3 separate regions of the Mus musculus genome follow, and all the other regions are linked to region 3. The links are chromatin loops, found by intact Hi-C in ENCODE. Cell type or tissue: heart. All regions are shown on one strand. Each heading gives the region's core, and the rest is flanking DNA. Links, peaks and the distances in the headings are about the cores only. Region 1 has its middle 6.1 kb from the start of Gja4. Region 2 overlaps Sfpq (splicing factor proline/glutamine rich (polypyrimidine tract binding protein associated)). Region 3 holds the start of Zmym6 (zinc finger, MYM-type 6).

What was found. Hi-C counts contacts between places; a loop is a spot of excess contacts. Peaks named below come from ENCODE experiments on the same cell type or tissue, not always from the same donor. Only the 100,000 strongest peaks of a DNase experiment are listed, where the experiment ranks them.
Region 1: it touches region 3 in a loop (2.6-fold over the local background); 2 of 42 quality-filtered maps call a loop at or near these places.
Region 2: it touches region 3 in a loop (2.1-fold over the local background); 2 of 42 quality-filtered maps call a loop at or near these places.

Annotation. Positions count from the first base shown.
Region 1 is chr4:127,316,848-127,323,451 of GRCm38, reverse strand. No RefSeq gene overlaps it. Among named protein-coding and RNA genes, the nearest start is that of Gja4, 6.1 kb to the right of the region's middle. In heart, for the core only: a CTCF peak has its summit at 3,602 (motif pointing right); a DNase peak (open chromatin) is centred at 3,601; H3K27me3 peaks cover 1,818 bases.
Region 2 is chr4:127,025,474-127,030,473 of GRCm38, reverse strand. It overlaps Sfpq (splicing factor proline/glutamine rich (polypyrimidine tract binding protein associated)), which reads right to left. Exons shown (of 10, transcript NM_023603.3): 5 at 4,423-4,619; 6 at 4,247-4,331; 7 at 3,588-3,705; 8 at 3,158-3,206; 9 at 2,956-3,077; 10 at 1-647. The coding sequence ends at 510. Among named protein-coding and RNA genes, the nearest start is that of Sfpq, 6.7 kb to the right of the region's middle. In heart, for the core only: a CTCF peak has its summit at 3,054 (motif pointing left); no DNase peak of the experiment used is centred there; H3K4me3 peaks cover 128 bases.
Region 3 is chr4:127,073,830-127,080,433 of GRCm38, reverse strand. It overlaps Zmym6 (zinc finger, MYM-type 6), which reads right to left and starts at 3,051. Exons shown (of 14, transcript NM_001285885.1): 1 at 1,888-3,051. The coding sequence starts at 1,977. In heart, for the core only: a CTCF peak has its summit at 2,959; a DNase peak (open chromatin) is centred at 3,143; H3K4me3 peaks cover 1,766 bases; H3K27ac peaks cover 1,394 bases.

The DNA.
Region 1 (6,604 bases), core at 983-5,982, 240 kb before region 3:
CTTGCCTGGGCCCGCCTTCCTGTCCAGCCTCTTGGGTTTGTGGAGAATAACATGGGCATCCTGCATTTTATGGCTAAAATGTACCTATTCGTGAATATACAGCGTGCATGTCCTTTGGGGGAGTGGGTTACCTCGCTCAGAATGATATACCCAAGATCCATTCTTTAGCCTTCAAAATCCATGATGACTTTGTTTTTCTTAGCTGTATAGTATTCCATTGTGTATATATACCACATTTTCTTTACCCATCCTTCAGTTGAGGGACATCTAGGTTGTTTCCAGTGTCTGGCTATTATGAATAAAGCTGCTGTGAACATAGTTGAGCCAATGCCTTTGTGGGATGGTAGAACATCTTTTGGATATATGCCCAGGAGTGGTCTTGAGGTAGAACTATTCCCAGTTTTCTGAGAAACTGCTAAATGTATTTCTAAAGTGGATGGACAAGTTTGCACTCCCACCAGCAATGGAGGAGTGTTCCCACTTGCTCCACATCCTTGCCAGCATGTGCTATCGCTTGAGTTTTTTATCCTAGTCCTTCTGATGGGTCTAAGATGGGACCTCAGAATCGTTTTGATCTGCACTCCCCTGATGACTCATGATGTTGAACATTTCTTCAAGCACTTCTCGGTCATTCAAGATTCCTTTGTTGAGAATTCTCTGTTTAGCTGTGTGTGTGTGTGTGTGTGTGTGTGTGTGTGTGTGTGTGTGTGTAGCAGATATGCAGCTTAGTCTTCATGTGGGTCCCAACAACTAGAGCAGGGTCTATTCCAAAAGCCACTGCCTGTCTGTGGGATATGTTCTTCTAGCTGGGCTGCCTTGTCTGCCCTCAGTGGGAGAGGAAGTACCTAACCTCTCAGAGACTTGAAGTGTCAGGGTGGGGGGATACGAACAGGAGGCACCCACTCAGAGAAGGGGAGAGAGTGTGGTGGAAGGACTGTGGGAGGGAGTGACCAGGAGGGGGACAGTGAGCAGGATGTAAAGTGAATACGTTTTTAAAATCAATTCATTAATTCATTAAAATATTCAGGAGTTTCAAATCGCTTCTTGGCTGGAAGTGGGGCCTTGTTTCACTTCTCAGAACTGGGGTTTTGTCTGGCTTGAACACATGCAGGGCTGGTGAGTACTGTCAAGGTCTCTACGAGCTCATGTGTGTACCAGCCCTCTTGTCTGCATGACACTCTTTCCTTTGCAGTCACCCACCAGGTTTCCTCCTCCTCTGCTGCACGGAGGATCCCTAAGCCCTAAGGGGAGGGGCTCAATAGAGGGATTGGTGCCTGCTAGATAAGGGAAAATTAGTTTTCTCCAATGGAGTAGCACTGGATAGATCCACCACACTGCAGGTCAGACCCCATGCCCAGGAGTAGTTGGCTAATACAAACCAAACTCCATGGTCTTGGTGTGGTTTGGGTATTTTTGTCTTAATGCTTTAAGTTTGTCTTGATTTTCTCTTTTGTTTTTGTTTTTCCTTTTTTGAGAGAGGAAAAAACATGATATTGGGTGGATAGAGAGATGGGGGAGATCAGGGAGGTATTGGGGGAGGAAAAAGAATATGATCAAACATATTTATGAAAAAATTAATAGAAATTTTTTGTTGTTGTTTTTTCGAGACAGGGTTTCTCTGTATAGCCCTGGCTGTCCTGGAACTCACTCTGTAGACCAGGCTGGCCTTGAACTCAGAAATCTGCCTGCCTCTGCCTCCTGAGTGCTGGGATTAAAGGCGTGTGCCACCACTGCCTGGCTAGAAATAATTTTTAAAAAGAGTTTCAGGTCACCCAGGCTGGCCTTGAACTTGCTATGTTGCTGAGGAGGACTTTGAACTCCTGATCCTCCTGCCTCTATCCCCTGAGTGTGGGAGTTACAGGTATGGACCATTATGCCTAGTTTTATGATAAGGATCAACCGGAGATCTTTGTGCCTGGTAGGTGTGATGGTTTGAATGAGAACAGCCCTTATTGGCTCGTATATTTGGATGTTTGGCTCCCAGTTAGTGAACTGTTTGGGAAAAATTAGGAGGTGTGGCCTTGTTGGAGGAGGTGTGGCCTTACTGGAGGAGGCATGTCACTGAGCTGGGCTTTGAGCTTTCAAAAGCCCCCACCAGGTCCAGTCTCCCCATCTCTCCACCTGCAACTTTCAGATCAGATGTGAGTTCTCAGCTACTACTCCATCTTATGCCTACTTCCCTGCCCCCATGTTCCCCGCCATGATGATAATGGATTAAGCCACTGAAACTATAAGCCAGCCCCCAGCTAAATGCTTTCTTTTATAAGTTGCCTTGGTCATGGTATGGTTCTATTGTTACAGCAATAGAACAGTGACGACGACACTAGGCAAGCACAACCAAGCTTCATTCCTAACCCCTCCAGCATCTTCCAGAAAATCAAGCCAAAGCCTTCAATATGAGACTGGCTGAACTGCAAAGACAATTCATGTCCCAGGCCCAGAAGGTGTTAAAGTAAGGGCACTAAGTGGTAAAGAGTGGGGTCCTGTAACTTGGAATGGAGATGTGTGGGAGGACCAAGGACTTTCGATCCTCAGCAGAAGATGTGCTCCCATCCCCTGCAATATTTTCTGCCTTTGACTGAGGAAATTAACCCTTCATTGTCTGCTAAACCAGCATGAATTTCTCTTAAGGAGATGCCAGGCAAGCCAATACTGATGTCCCCCAGGGCCCACCAATAGTTGTCTCTAGATCTATAACCAGACCAAAGCTTAAGGCAGTCTCGTAGCGGAGAGATAGAAAGTGTGGTTCGCAAGGAAGTACTACTCATGAGGTACTACTAAGGAGCTTAATGAGTTTGCTAATTAATTCAAGCAGAAGTCTGAGGAATATGTGTGGGAATGGATCTTAAGGGCATGGGCTAATGGTGAACGGAACATAAAACTGGGTCAGGCTGAGTTTATTAATATGGGCCCATTGAGTGGAGATTTTTAGGTTGAATGTGGAAGGTGTTTGAATGGTTAGATAAAGCATTTGTCAAAAGATGGCCGACTGAAATGGAGTTAAAGATGCCCGATATCCCCTGGTTTGGTGTTGATGAAGGAAGTTGAAGGAAACCATGACGTCAGAGCAGGTACCCTATGTAAAACCTAATTCTCCACAATGGAAAGGCCCAGAAGATGTGCCATTCACTAATCCTGTGGCGTGCAAAATGGTGATAGGTGTACCAACACATTTGAAGAGCTCTGTTATTGCCCTTTTCCTTGTGCCAGACCTTAGGGTTGGAGGCGCTGCTGCACCGTTGCATGAATTAAGTGCAGTGGGTTTAATTGAGCCCCAAAGTAGAAAGGAGCAGGGGCCAGGTGGCAGCCCTGAATCAACAAAGGCAAAGTGATCAGAGTCATAATGGCAGCATAAGCAAAGCAATGTCATAACGGCCTGCCCTGTAATGCACAGGCAAAGGGATGTTTGTGGTGGCATGACTTTTGGGACGGGATAATCAACCATGGTGTTTCCTGGCATGGAATAGATAAGATGCCTACTAAATTTTTGCCCAGCCCTGGGCATTGAGCCTTTGACAGAGATCCATTCAGTGCACGGATCCACCAGGAGTTTGTATCTTTCTGCAGTCATGACTAAGTTCACAGCAATCATCACTCTTACCACTAGGTGGCACTCATGTCCCTTTGGAGTGCACCTCTTCCCTTCTGGGAGGCTTGAGGGGTCAGAGCAGGCATCCTTCATTCCTGCCATGGATGAAGATGCCACTTAGAAGTCTCCAAGTCAGAGTGTAGTACACGTGGGCACCACACCCGACAGCCCCAGACAACCAAGAGAACTTTTTGTCTTCATTCATTCTAGAACACAGGACTGTGTTGTGTGTGGACTGATTTTGTGTTGTTCCCCCCCCCCCCACCTCCAAACCATATATTAAAATCCTACCCTCGGTGTGATGGTATATTAGGTAGTGGACCTTTGGAAGATGTTTGGGTCAAGAGTAAACCCCTGTCAAATGGGATTAGTGTCCTTATAAAAAGAGACAGGAGAAACCCAGTATGGTATCACCCACCTAAACTCCCAGCACTTGAGAGGCTGAGGCAGGAGGATCATCAGTTTGAGGACAGTTTGGTCCACACAAGGAGACTCAAAAGACAAACGAAAACGAAAGGGTGTGGGATGAGTTGAAAAACGGCTCAGTTGGTTAGAGAGCTTGCCTAGCCTGCACGAAGCCCCGGGCTCAATCTCCAGCACCCACAGAGCTGAGTGTAACAGCGTTCCCTTAATGTTAGCATTCAGCAGGAAGAGCTAGAGGATCAGAAGTTCAAGGCTATCCTCGGCTATATGTGGAGTTTGAGACCAGCATGGCCACATGAGGTTGTTGGGGGGGGGGGGGGGAGAAGGGAGCGGAGTAGCTGAAGGGAGAGAAGAAGAGGAGGAGTGGAGGAAGGGAAGAATTTTTTTTTAAGGATCTTTCTGTCCTGTGAATATGTCAGTCAGATGTCCTTTCCCAAGAACCTGGCCATGCCGCATGACAACTGGTCTCTGGCTTCCAGACCTTCATGGAAGGAACATTTTGGTTTAAATCATTGAGGCTCAGGTATTCTGTTGACAGCAGCCCGGCCTAGGTAAGACACCCCCCGCCCCCCCACCTCCTGCTCCTGACCCTGGGAGGCTGGCTGAAGAGGAACTGAGAATCACACAAACATTAGGGAGTTGGGATTCCCAGATGGGAAGGGGCAGAACCATGGTGACACCAGATCCCTCCCGGAGCAGAGCACCCTGTCGTGGACTGGCCATGAGCTGTGACAGCAGAAGCCGACCTGGACTTGCTACCAGCTGGCCTGCCACCTGATGCAGTCTGCACGCGTCTGCCTGTGTCACTCGCATAGTTTATATTTTAACACGTCCTGATGGGGGGACATGCTGCAAAAACCCAAAGGGAGACCACAAGTTCCTCTGTCCCCAATGATCAAAAGTCATCTCTGACAGGGCCTGACGGTATCCGCCCTACCCGACAACTAGCCTTTCACCTTCTTCAACTCCTTTTCAATCACCTGTCTCAGTCACGCCGACCTCCTCATTGCCCCTCAGGGAGGAGACACCAAGGCACACCCCTGCCTCAGGAACTTGACACCCAGGTTCTCTGCACCTGGAATGCCTAGGCAGCCATGGGACTTCCTTCTTCCTTAGAGGCTCAGCCTCTGTGGCAACTGTTTGGTGCAAATTTCTCTTCTATAGGAACTTGAAACTGGATACTCCGTGTGCTCTGTGCCTCATGTTCCCTACACCCACCCCGCCACCATATTTGTTTGAATCACTAACCATTTTTTTTTTTTGTATTTTATTTTTGGTGTTTTGTTTTGTTGTCTTTTCTGTCTTCTCACAGCTAGAAAGTAAAGTCCAGGAGGCTAAGAATCTCTTGTGTTCTCTGGCTGCCGACAGTGTCCGGACAGTGTTACAGCATCAGAAAGCACCCAGTAAGCGTATGCTGAATTGGTAATTCCATCTACAGGCCTGGTGCCCTGCTTTGCGCTGCTTGCCTGCCCGTAAGATGCTTCCAGTGTAATGGGGCAGGGGAAGCAAAGAGAAAGGCAGGCAGGCATTCAGTGGATACCACTTCCACCTGGCCAGAGAAACCATTCTGGAGATATGTTGCATAGCAATGTGAATATATTTGATACAGGTTGAAGTTAACTTGGTTGAGTTGGCAGGTTTTGTTTTGATAGGGGTGTGTGTGTGTGTGTGTGTGTGTGTGTGTAAAATGAGGCCCTCCTACACACCCACTGCATCTGTGTTAAAGGTCCTGCCAAGCTGACTGATTAGAACTGTAATTATAGGGAGCAGAAATGTTAGCGGGTCTCAAGTCAAATTACCTTAGGTTATCTTTACCACCCCCAAAGACAGGTATCGCCCACCTCTGCATTCCACCTAACACCCTTGGGACAATTAGGTAATATCTTTGGAATACACAGACTCCTAGCTTCCACCAATCCAAAGGCTAAGAGCATCCTGAACGCATCTGAGGCCAGCAGGAGGGACTTCCCTGCTTTGCCAAGACTCAGATATATGATGTTTCTACCAGTTTATTTTCTTTTCTAAAAGATTTATTTTATGTATGTGAGTACACTGTCACTGTCTTCAGACACCAGAAGAGGGCATCAGATCTCATTCAGATGGCTGTGAGCCACCACGTGGTTGTTGGGAATTCAACTCAGGGCCTCTGGAAGAGCAGTTCAGTGCTCTTAACTGCTGAGCCATCTCCCCAGCCCTTTTCTTTTAAAGATATATTTACTTTATGTATATGAGTACATTGTAGCTGTCTTCAGACACATCCAGCTGCCCATTCCGGATGGCTGTGCGCCACCATGTGGTTCCTGAGAATTGAACTCAGGACCTCCACTGAGTCATCTCTTCAGCTCTTCTACCATCCATAGTTCTTAAAACACTTTGTTCTGTTATTTAAAAACAAAAACAAAAAACAAAACAAAACAAAACAAAAACAAAACAAAAACCTTCATAAAACAGTTGCCATGATGAAACATGACGTTTGGGGTAACTTAAATATGTGTTCCCAGGGCATGGTCGGTCATAGTTGGCTCCAGAGATAAGAACTGTGTTCTGATTGAGACAAGATCTTGTATAGTATGAGCTAGCCCATAACTGGCA
Region 2 (5,000 bases), core at 1-5,000, 49 kb after region 3:
CCTAATTACTTCAGTATGCATTTCTTTTTAACAAGGGGGGGCACCATTTGTAGAAAGCAGTACTTAGCCTCCTGTTACATTTCCCAGAAATGGCTTATGCCACTCAAAGGCCTACACACGCTCATGCTTTCCAAGTGAAATACCTAGCCTAATGTGCATAGAAGCATGAATAGCAAAGTTGAAGATCAGTATTATAACTATTTTTTCTATTTATTTGAAGCACAGTAAAAAAAAAATGGTACACTTTGGAAATTCGGTGGCACAAGGTACACTGCCATTAACTTGAGAAACATTATACAGTTAAAAAAAAAAGTAAATGAAAAAATTTTTTCTCCTGTTTTGAACACTGCGTTACATAATTTTACCTGCCCAAACAGGCCATTTACAAATATCAGGTCAATAAACTGCTAACATCCATAAAAAGGTAGCTTGCTTACTAAAATGCCAAGAATTTAAGTGGTATCTAAACAAGAAAAGACAAAACCAAACTAGAATGAAAGCCTAAATATCTAAAATCGGGGTTTTTTATTTGGCCCTTCATACTCTTCTCTCCCTCTACCATATCCTGCTGGAGTTCCAGGCCCCATTCCTCTAGGACCCTGTCCACCCACAGGACCCGCACCTCCCTGCCCAAAGCGCTCAGTACGCTATTGAAACAGTAATTAACAGTTCATTAAATGTAGTTGATGTCCATGTGTGTTAAGTAAATATTTTAGAAGGTTCCGTAGTCAACGTTCGTCGATACAATCACCAATGAGTCGATCCACAGGTACCGGGAACATAGAAAGGAAAAAAGGGTAATTTGAAAATTAGTTTACGGTAATACATGCCTTGTGGTATGTTCCCACTTGAGCCATTCTCATACACCTGTTTCAAAGAATAGATCTTCCCTGTAGTGCTAAAAAAATTCAAAAATTAGTGCAGATGTGAAAACCCATTCCAAAAATGAGTTCTACAAAATTCACATCAGATTAATCCACTGACACGATTGTCCAGGTATGAACACAAAGTCATCTCCAAGCCTACAAAGTCCAGTCAGACAAAAGCAACTCGCTCAATGAAGGACAAAGGCCTACTCACCAGGTAGTGGCATGTGCTGCATAAGAAACCTTGTGCTTTTCAAGATCTTAAGACACATCTGCAAAGTTGCAGAAATCTTAAAAGGTTGGAATGAAGTTAATAAAATGCTACCAAGACTACAAAAAAGAAAAAGCACAAAAAAATAGTTTTTTCCACTTAACCGGCACAGTAACTTCATCAAAAACTTATTTTGCCACAGTCTCACAGCATTCCACACTTCAGAGCCATCACTACTAACTAGAGATACATGCACAGTATGTTTCTGCATTGTTACAAGCACAATATACAGCCCACCTACTTCAGAGTCCAGCTTTTTTTTAGTTTTGGAAAGTGCACTGTCACTTTGTTATGAATCCATGTTTTAGGTTATCTCCCAAAACAGCCTATCATCAAGCTAGGGTGACTGCAGTAAAGCAGTGAATGACTTCATTATCCATCTAGTTTTATGTATTTTGACTTTAAAACACAAAGTAAAATAAAACCCACATATCCTAACAGCAGAACCCTACACACAAGCACTCCACTTAAAATTCTACTCAAAATAGCCCAGTTACTAATTACTAATCAAAATAAAAATAAAGACTGAACAAGGTTTTAACTGTTCCTACAATTCATCTTTTGAAAAACAAAAACACTACAAAACTACTTGAACAGACTTTCAATTGTATTCTTTTGAAAGTCTTAAGGTGTATAGTTTCTACAAAAAAAGCTAAAAAGAAAAATTTGAGGCTTCAGTTATATTACACTAAGGACCCAGAAACTGTTAAATGTATAAACCTATCTATGTCTAGACATGGAGCCTAAACATATGTCAAACTAGTCGCCTAATATATACATCTTGTGCCTTCTAGAAAATACTTTTAAGACCAAAATGTTAAGTTCAATTTGAAGAACCTATCAGTATATCCAGCCATTTATAATGCTAACTTTAATTCTCAAGAAGCAGTAGGCAGGTTTTAAATGTAGTCTCACACTAAAACCCTTAATTCCTATTTATAAAATAAATCCTATTGAGCTACAACTGTAGCTCCTTTGAGACAAAAGCCTATGGGTGAATTATTTAGATTCAATTTAGCTACATTTTTTCCCACCAAAATGCAGTTAAGGATCTGTAAAGTCCTACCCCTACAGCAGCCATTCACACCAAAATTCATTTGACTATTTTAAAGCATCTGACAGGCTATCTCCATATAGATAAAGCATGATTGCATCAAGGGGTTCAGAACAAATGCACACCATCAGTATGCTTCAATTATTGTTGACTTTTGCTACCCTGTAGCAAAGTAGAAACATCAGTTTGGCTTTTTTTTTTTTTAGATGCACCTACAGAGAAACCCAACAGGTGGGAAACGACGAGTCAAAACACTAGGCAGTTCCTCTTTTCATGGGCTAGAAACAGAAACCACAAATAAGGTCAAAGGCCTACCTGTCACTCTAACATACTTAAGACTACAAGCCTCAAGTCTGACTCCTACTTATGGAAAACACCACAAAAGGGCACTGTGCCATTTCTCACTTGGATGCAAGAAAACCATATACAACTATCTAGCATCTAAAATTTGGATTTGCCATGCACTGGAGGTTCAAAAGTGCACAGACAATAAAATGGAAGCTACCTATGTACTTATTGCCAAAGATTAACTCCACATACTAACATAACAGCATTGACTTCTTGGTGGCAACCATATCTGTTTGGGTTACCACACATAGTTCTACATTGCCAAAGTAGTCCTCAGTATTATATATATTTACACAATGGGGGAACTGAAAGTCCAGTCAGCTACTTTAAAAAGAGAGAAAGAGAGAGGAAAAATAAAATACTCAAGTTGTGAAATTAAGAATCTCCTTTGTACTATGTCCCACAGGATACATTACCATGTCGCTTCCCATCATGGAACCACTCATGGTTGCTGGTGGAACTCCAGGATTAGCTTCATAACCTATGCCACCACCACCACCTAGTGGTGGAAATTTCTGGCCTCCTGAACCATAGGGATCTAGGAAACAAAGACAGTGGTTATCCTAACAGAATGCTGCTGCTGGGCGGTGCTAGCTGTAACTAAAGTCTCTGACTTACCTCCCATGTTCATTGTTCCACCACCACCCATTCTCATGTCTCTTTCTCTCTGGGGAGGGAAAAACACAAAAATAAACTCTTAATTACATATGACAGCTTACCATGTACTCCAGTAAAAAAACTGAACACAAAAAATTTATCCAGTGGGATACACTTCTAATTGCAACATTTGGGAAGCAGATGTAGTGTTATGTATATAGAGAATTCCAGGCCAGCCAAGGCTACTTTGCCTCAAAAACCACAAAATAATTCAAGAACAATGCATGTTTTATATGTCATTGTGGCATGTAGTGTCCTGAAAACTGGTTAGACTATCAAAACAAACACGCTACATGGCATTTGGTCCAGCAAGATCTGATAGGAGTTTATACACACAAAACAAAACAGCCACGCCTGAGTGAGTGTACACTTACAATGGATAAAAACTTACTGGATCCATGTAGCCCATCCTGCTGTAACTTTCTTCTCGTTGGCGTCTCATTTGTTCTTCCATCTCACGTTGGCGAATCATCATCTCTTCCTCTCGTCTACGCCGTTCCTCCTCTTGCCTACAAATATTTTTCAGGCATATAAAACAAAGTGTCATCCATGCCTAAAACTTAAGAAGCCAAGTGTGATGATGGCCCTTGCCTTTTAAAACAGTACTTAAGAGTCATATAGGAAGCCGGGCGTGGTGGCGCACGCCTTTAGTCCCAGCACTCGGGAGGCAGAGGCAAGCAAAATTTCTGAGTTTGAAGCCAGCCTGGTCTACAGAGTGAGTTCCAGGACAGCCAGGGCTACACAGAGAAACCCTGTCTCAAAAGAAAACAAGAGTCATAGGGATATGGTCCAGTTGGAGGGTCCAACTAGTGTCATGCAGCAACACCTGTTTCAGAAAAAAACTACTTGAAAAAGAGCTAAAAGTTTGTCTTTGAATAGAAAATAGGTTAAACTCTTAATGTTCATAAAAGAATAAACTCTAGATCATAATTCTAGAATAGCAAAACTCTGGCAAAGACAATAAGCTTTTCCTTCAAATACAAACTTGCACTTAATACTTCTTATCTACACATCAGAATACATAAGTAAAGGCTGAATTCAACACTATACCTCAACTGCATTTCTTTACGTTTCTGCATTTCTTGACTGTGAAGTTCCTCCATGCGCCTTAATTCTTCCTGGCGTCTCATCAGATCTAAACATTGAGAATTTTAGATTGTTAATGAGGCTCTGCACACTTTAAAATGTAAACTGATCTTTACCAATGAAATCTGAGGCTTTTTCACCTTGGCGCAAAAGATTTGCTTGGTGTTCATGGTAAGCATCTTCCATTTCACTTTCCAATTTGTCTTTAGCATCCTTCATGTTTTTTTCAACTTGTTCCCTTTGCTGTTTTTCCATTTCATCCAAGGACTTCCATCGTTGAGAATATTCATACTCAAATGTGCCATGCTGAGCAAAACGAGGTGGTGTTTCTCTCTCCCTGACAATACATAATTTATACAGAAGCAATTTTGAGAATCAGTATCTTTGGAATTCCTAAGAAAACTAGAAACCTTACACCTGGCATGGTTGTTTATGGCTTTAATCACAGCTTCAAAGTATGAAAATCTGAGTTCCAGAACAGAAACCCTGACTCAAAAAAACTAAATGAATGAAAACCTTAAGTACAGCCAGGGTGTGGTGGCCCATGCCTTTAATCCCAGCACTTGGGAGGCAGAGGCAGGGGGATTTCTGAGTTCGAACCACCCCCCCCCCAAAAAAACAAGAAAAACTTGTACCTGTATACCTATTGCCCACTGTTAAGACATTTGTAGAACATGTAACATAATAATATAATGCCCTAGGTTTGATCCCCAGCACC
Region 3 (6,604 bases), core at 753-5,752:
AATGGAAATTAGATTCAAAATAAATTTAAAAAGCAGAATCCACATAACTTGGCAAACAAATGGTTACGGGGGATAAGGCAAGAGGAACAATTTACCAGTTAAAGGGAAGGTAAGCATGAGATGAGATGTCAGTAGACTGGAGGCCTCCACCACTCACTCACTCACTTCACACACTGCACACACCACCTTCGAACCTTCTCAGCTCACTGCCAGAGCAGAGCCAGCATGGAACTCACAAGCAAGACAAATCTACCTGGCACTTCTGCCCTGGAATAACCCTGCTGTGAGATGGAGTGAGACATTAAATCTTACTTTTAATGTATTAATTTTCGGTATGCTTAAATAAATACTATTGCTATGTTTCTACAATAAAGTCAGTAACTAAAGATCATAAAACAAAGAACTGCTCAAGAAGGTTAAAGAAAAAAATTATTGCCAAAATAAATGACTCTCTACTCCACAGATTATTTTTGTTTCTAATCTATCTTTAGGGAATAGCCAGAATGATCTTTCCAGATTGTTCTGTTTCATATTACTGTCCCTGCAATGAAAACTTGGCATGGAGGCCCACACCAGTAATTTCAGCACTTGAGAAGCAAAGGCAAGAGGATCAGAAGTTTAAGGTCACCCTGAGCTACTCAGTAAATCTAAGGACAGCCTGGGTTACATGAGACTGTCTCAAAACACACTAACCCTATAATGTCCATTGCTCTTAAAATCAAAATCAAAATTCGTAAGTTTCTGATCTGCTGAATCTTCTTGACTCAAGCTACATATGGAAGGGCATGTTTTCTGAAATCTTACTATCTACGTTTGAACCCTATCTAATGTTTACTAACTGATCCATACACATGCTTAGCTTTTTTGAGTTCTGGCATCCTCATGTGTAAAATAATAGTATCAGAGATGTGAGCGAGATAATGGCACACTCTCAGGCATGCAATGATATTAATAATCACATTAATGCCACATTCTACTATACGATACATATTACACATTACACCATCTATTAGTGTCCCTAATCATCATTACCATTTCTATATTTTTTAAAGACTTATTTATGTACTTGAGTACAGTGCTGCTCACTTCAGACACACCAGAAGAGGGCTTCAGATCCCATTAAAGATGGTTGTCATCCACCATGTCGATTTACTGTAGAGGATTGAACTCAGGACCTCTGGAAGAGAAGCCAGTGCTCTTAACCACTGAGCCATCTCTCCAGCCACTATATTTGTTTCTTTAACAAAAACAAATATCACACTTACCATGACCTTTTCTCATCTAAAGCACTAAAAACCTGATTAACGCACTGTCTAAGCCCTTTTCATCTTGCTTTAAGAGAAAACCACGCAGCAGGGTCATTTAGAAGGAAAGGAAATTTTCTCATAGCTCTGGAGGTTGTGAATTCCAAGACAAGGGGGCTGCATTTAGTCAAGTCTTCTAGTCACATTACAATGTAGCAAAGGGTAGGAGAGTGCCCAAGAAAGAACAAGACAGCAAGCAAAATGCCCAACTGGCTTTTAAAACCAAGCCACTCCTGGTAATGACAGAGCCTGTACTTGGATCTTTACCTCTCAGGGTCACCCTCCAGCAATCACGCTGAAGCAGGAGTAAGTTTCCAATGAATAAAGTTTGGAGGCTCCATTCATTTTGGACTAGCACTGACAATTGCGCACTCACAGCACTGGGAATATACTCTACTACTTAATCGTATATCCCCCAGCCTCCATAGGACTCACCTAACGCATGAAAAAAATTAATCAGTTGGGTTGTATCAACGTATAAACCAGCAACCATTGAGTACCATTCATTTCCAATTCTCCGGAATAATACCAATTCTAACGCTAATAATTTTTAGTATTTTGAAAGTCAAAAGAAAATGCTTACATGAGCATCATCAGGTTCTTCTTTAATTCTGTCCAGAAGCCCTTGTTGTGCCATTGCTTTGTCACATCCACCATCCAAAGGTTCTTTCATTCTAAGTGCTTATGCCGAGTTCTTATCCCATCTAAAACTAAGATGACGCCTAAAACATAATATAAAGGATTGGTACTTGGGTTTTGTTTTCCTTCATACTAACATGTTAATAGCTTCAGGATCGAGCATTTGAGCAACACCCTTCTGGGACTAGGACTAACTGTTCTTTTTGCTCCTGGATTAGCTACCTTCCAATGAGAAAAGTCTTAGACAAGCACTATGGTCTTCACTATATTGGAGGTTGTTGCGATACAGACTGGCTGAACACGCCACAGGAGGACCCTAGCAAGTGGACAGCTGGACTCAGTACTTAATTTCTGATTGTGTGGACACTGACATGTGACTCATGTCTGCTCCAAGTGAGGCCTCACCTTTGCCTCTACCTCAGCCTGCACTAACAATAAGAACCGATTTCTCATCCTAAAGCCACTTCAGAGCCTCAGACGTCATCACAACTAGAACGCTAGGTTCCCATTTAGAGGTGGGCCAACTGGTCATTCTGGAGGCAACTCCCCCTAACGTCTTCCTATAAACCAGTGATTCTCAACATTCATAAACTCGGTTAATGTGGCGACCCCCAACTATAAAATTATTTCGTGGCTCCGTCATAACTGTAATTTTGCTAATTGCGAATTGTAATGTAAATATTTGATATGCGACCCTGTGAGGGTTGAGAATGGCTGCTAGAAACCCCTGTCTGGGCTCTCTTCAGATTCCCAAACGGTAGTACAAATGTAAGCCAAGCTATAAAGGAAACCCTCGCAAAAGGCCTGTCATCAATTCCAGCCAGCCATAGAAACAACAGGTTTTTTAAAACCCTGTTGCGAAGCCGGGTCGAGAACTTTCCACCACTTGCCACAGTTGTAACACTCTACAGGCGCGTATCCCTCCTCTGAATGTCGCAAGCTCTCCGGCGTTCCCGTTCGCAACCAGAATTCCCCAGCCTGTCCCCCAAAGGCCAGAGGAGGAACTCAGTCTCCAACGGAGCGCGCGAGCCGCCAACTGCAGCGAGCCTGAGGATGCTACGGCACCACCGCGGCGCAGCCCGCCGCCGGTCACGTGATGAGCTGCCACTCCGCCCCCGCCAGAAGGGGACGGTCCTGTCACGTGAGGTTACCCAGAACTTCCTGCGGCGCCTAGTCACGTGGAGGGCCACGCCCCGTTTGGGCACGTGGTACGTTGCCCCCTCACAAGCCCACAGGCCTGAGCGGCTTTCTCTAGCCCGGTAGGACACCCGCCTCCAATGAGACGCCAGTCGGAGAATGCACAAAAGCATTCAAGGTCTCAGGTGGGGACCATGACAAATTACTTTACTGGAATCGCCTGAGGAATGGCAACGCAACGCCTTGACAACTGCGCGTGCGCACTCCTATTTATGCGCTAGACCTGAGGTAATTGGACGTTCCCGGCCTTCATTCCCGCCCTCTATTCCCATCATGCCCTAGACCTAGCCGTCCCAGCATTCTCACTTCCGATATGATTGACTTCTTAAAGAGACAGGGCTGTGGAAAAAAAAAACTGGAGGGCTGTAGAGTTGGCCCAGTGGTTAAGAGCACTGACTGCTCTTCCAGAGGTCCTGAGTTCAATTCCCAGCAACCACATGGTGGCTCACAACCATCTGTAATGGAATCCAATACCCTCATCTGGTGTGTCTAAAGACAGCTACAGTGTACTCATATACATAAAATAAATAAAATCTTTAAAAAAAGAAAAGAAAAAGCTGGAAGGAGAAATGGAGGAATGTCAAAGCTCAGAAGTGTTAGATGGAGCTGTATATGCCCTTCTCCATTTTTTAATGTGCATCACAGTTGAGGAACATAGGAGAAAGATGACTAGCGCTCAACCATCTTTCTCTTTTTTGGCCTATAGTCAGGACAAAGTCTCATAGCTCAATAAACCAAGAAAATCCCTCACAGACAAACTCAGATACCTGTCCCCAAGTTGATTCTAAATCCCATCAATTTAATAAGATTAATCATCACATGTGAACCTGAACCCCACTGGAGCTGGACTCCAGCACTTAAGGGGCAAAGATCTAAAATGAGAGAAGGCTGAGCACGAAAGATACTAAAGGGCATGGGAACAGGAGGATTCTGATTTGAGGAGAAGGGTCAACCAAAACAAAATTGTGTGAAAACACCAGAGGAAATCTACCCATACATGGTATTATAAATTATAATCAAATATTAGAGACAGTACACATAGTTTCTATTTAAAATGTATGTTTTTGTTTTCTATTATTTGATAATTTTATGCATGCATATGTGCTTTGATCAAATCCCTTCCCCTGTCCCCTGCCATTCACTCTGCCTTTTCAAACCCACTTGGTCCACTTAGTGATGTCTGCATGTGCATGGGCTTATCTTCTGCAGCATGGGTGTCATCTCATGTCCCATATCCCTGAAGAAAATGGACTAAATATCAAAGCGTTATTGCCGGGCATGGTGGTGCAAGCCTTTAATCCCAGCACTTGGGAGGCAGAGGCAGGCAAATTTCTGAGTTCGAGGCCAGCCTGGTCTACAGAATGAGTTCCAGGTCAGCCAGGGCTACACAGAGAAACCCTGCCTTGAAAAACCAAGTATATATATATATATGTGTGTGTGTGTGTGTGTGTGTGTGTGTGTGTATAATGTTACTAAATTCATGTTTTAAAAATATCTTCTCTGTATGATTGATGAGGTTTGGTTTTTTTTTTTTTTTTTTTTTTTTTTTTTTTTTGGTTTTTCGAGACAGGGTTTCTCTGTATAGCCCTGGCTGTCCTGGAACTCACTTTGTAGACCAGGCTGGCCTCGAACTCAGAAATCCACCTGCCTCTGCCTCTGCCTCCCGAGTGCTGGGATTAAAGGCATGCGCCACCACACCCGGGTTTTGGTTTGGTTTTTTGAGACATGGTTATACTGTGTAGCCCTGCTGTCCTAGAACTCACTCTGTAGTCAGTTGGCATTCACCTGCCTTTACCTCTCAAGTGCTGGGAATAAAGACATGTATCATCACGGCCTGACTGATTGAGTTTTTCTAAAATAAAACATTTGCTTTAAAACCGGTTCAAATTTTTAAACCTCTGAACTGAGGTGGTGAGTGCCTGCAATCTCAGCACTCAGAAGACAGCAGGGCTATCCTTAGCTAAATAACAAGTCTGAAGGCAGCTTGAACTACATGAAATGCTATGATGAAAAAAATCCATGAGTCTTCAGTTTTCTACCTACAGAAAGAAGCTGGCAAAGACTAGTAGAGGAGCTAGAGAGATGGCTCAGCAATTAAGAGCATTTATTCTTGCAGAAGACCTGGGATCTGTTACCAGGACCAACATGGCAGCTTTCAAGCACCTGTAACTCCCGTTTCTGGGGACACAGTGCCCTCTTCTGACATCTGAGGGCAACAGACACACACATGGTACACAGATAAACTTGCAGACAGAAGATTCATAAACTTAAAATTAAAAAAAAATGTTTAAATCTAGCAGACTTCAGTGGGCAGATGGCTTAGTTAGTAAAGTGCTTACTATGTAAGCATAAAGACTTGTGCTCAGACTCTCAGAATGCACATAAAATCTGGGTGTGGCAGCATATACCCCATATCCTATCACTGAGAGTGTACACACAGGAGGATCCTTGGTTCAGTGAGAAACCCTATCTCAAGAAATTAGGTATAGAAGCAATTAAAGAAGAAACCTGTAGTGGCTATTCGTGCTTTTCAACTTGTCTACATCTGGAATTAACAGAAATAAAACAAAACAACCAAAAACTGGGGCACAATTGTGAGGGATTTTTGCTTAATTTGAAGTGGAAAGATCTGCTTATAATCTGGATCCATTTATAATCTGGGAAAATACACCCTTAATTCTGAATTTTTTGAAGTGGGAAGATAAGCCTCTACTGTGGGCCATACCTTCTGTTGGAAGCCTATGTAATGACAAAGAAGAAGGAAACCTTGCTCTTTGCCTGCCTACTTTTGCCTCAATAGTAAGTCCATCCCTACACTGGCATTTAGAGCTTACTACTTCTAGATTCCAGCATATTTGGAAGACTATCTGAGACATCCAGCCTTGTAGATCAAATGACTACTGGATTCTTGGACCTTTAGTTCATAGGCAACTGTTGTTAGATTAGCTGGGCCACAACCTGTAAGTCATTAGAGAGAGAGAGAGAGAGAGAGAGAGAGAGAGAGATCCTTGATTACAAGGTTAAGGCATTTGTTATATAAAATTGTCTGGGGGTGTATGAAGTCAAGAGTCCAGAGACAGAAACAAAACCCTCTTTAAAAAAAGAAAGAAGCCGGGCAGTAGTAGCCCACGCCTTTAGTCACAGCACTTGGGGGGCAGAGGCAGGCGGATTTCTGAGTTCAAGGCCAGCCTGGTCTACAGAGTGAGTTCCAGGACAGCCAGGGCTATACAGAGAAACCCTGCCTCAAATAAATAAATAAATAAATAAATAAACAAACAAATAAAAGATGAATTTTAAAATTTTTAAAAAGAAAGAAAGAAAACAAAACCTTAAACTACTCAAGAGTAGAAGAATAGAACAAGCTTTTAATCCTAGAACTGGAGGCAGAGGCAGGTGTATGAATGAGTTCTAGGCCAGCCTGGTCTACAGAGTGAGTTCTATGATAGCCAGGGCTACAAGGAGAA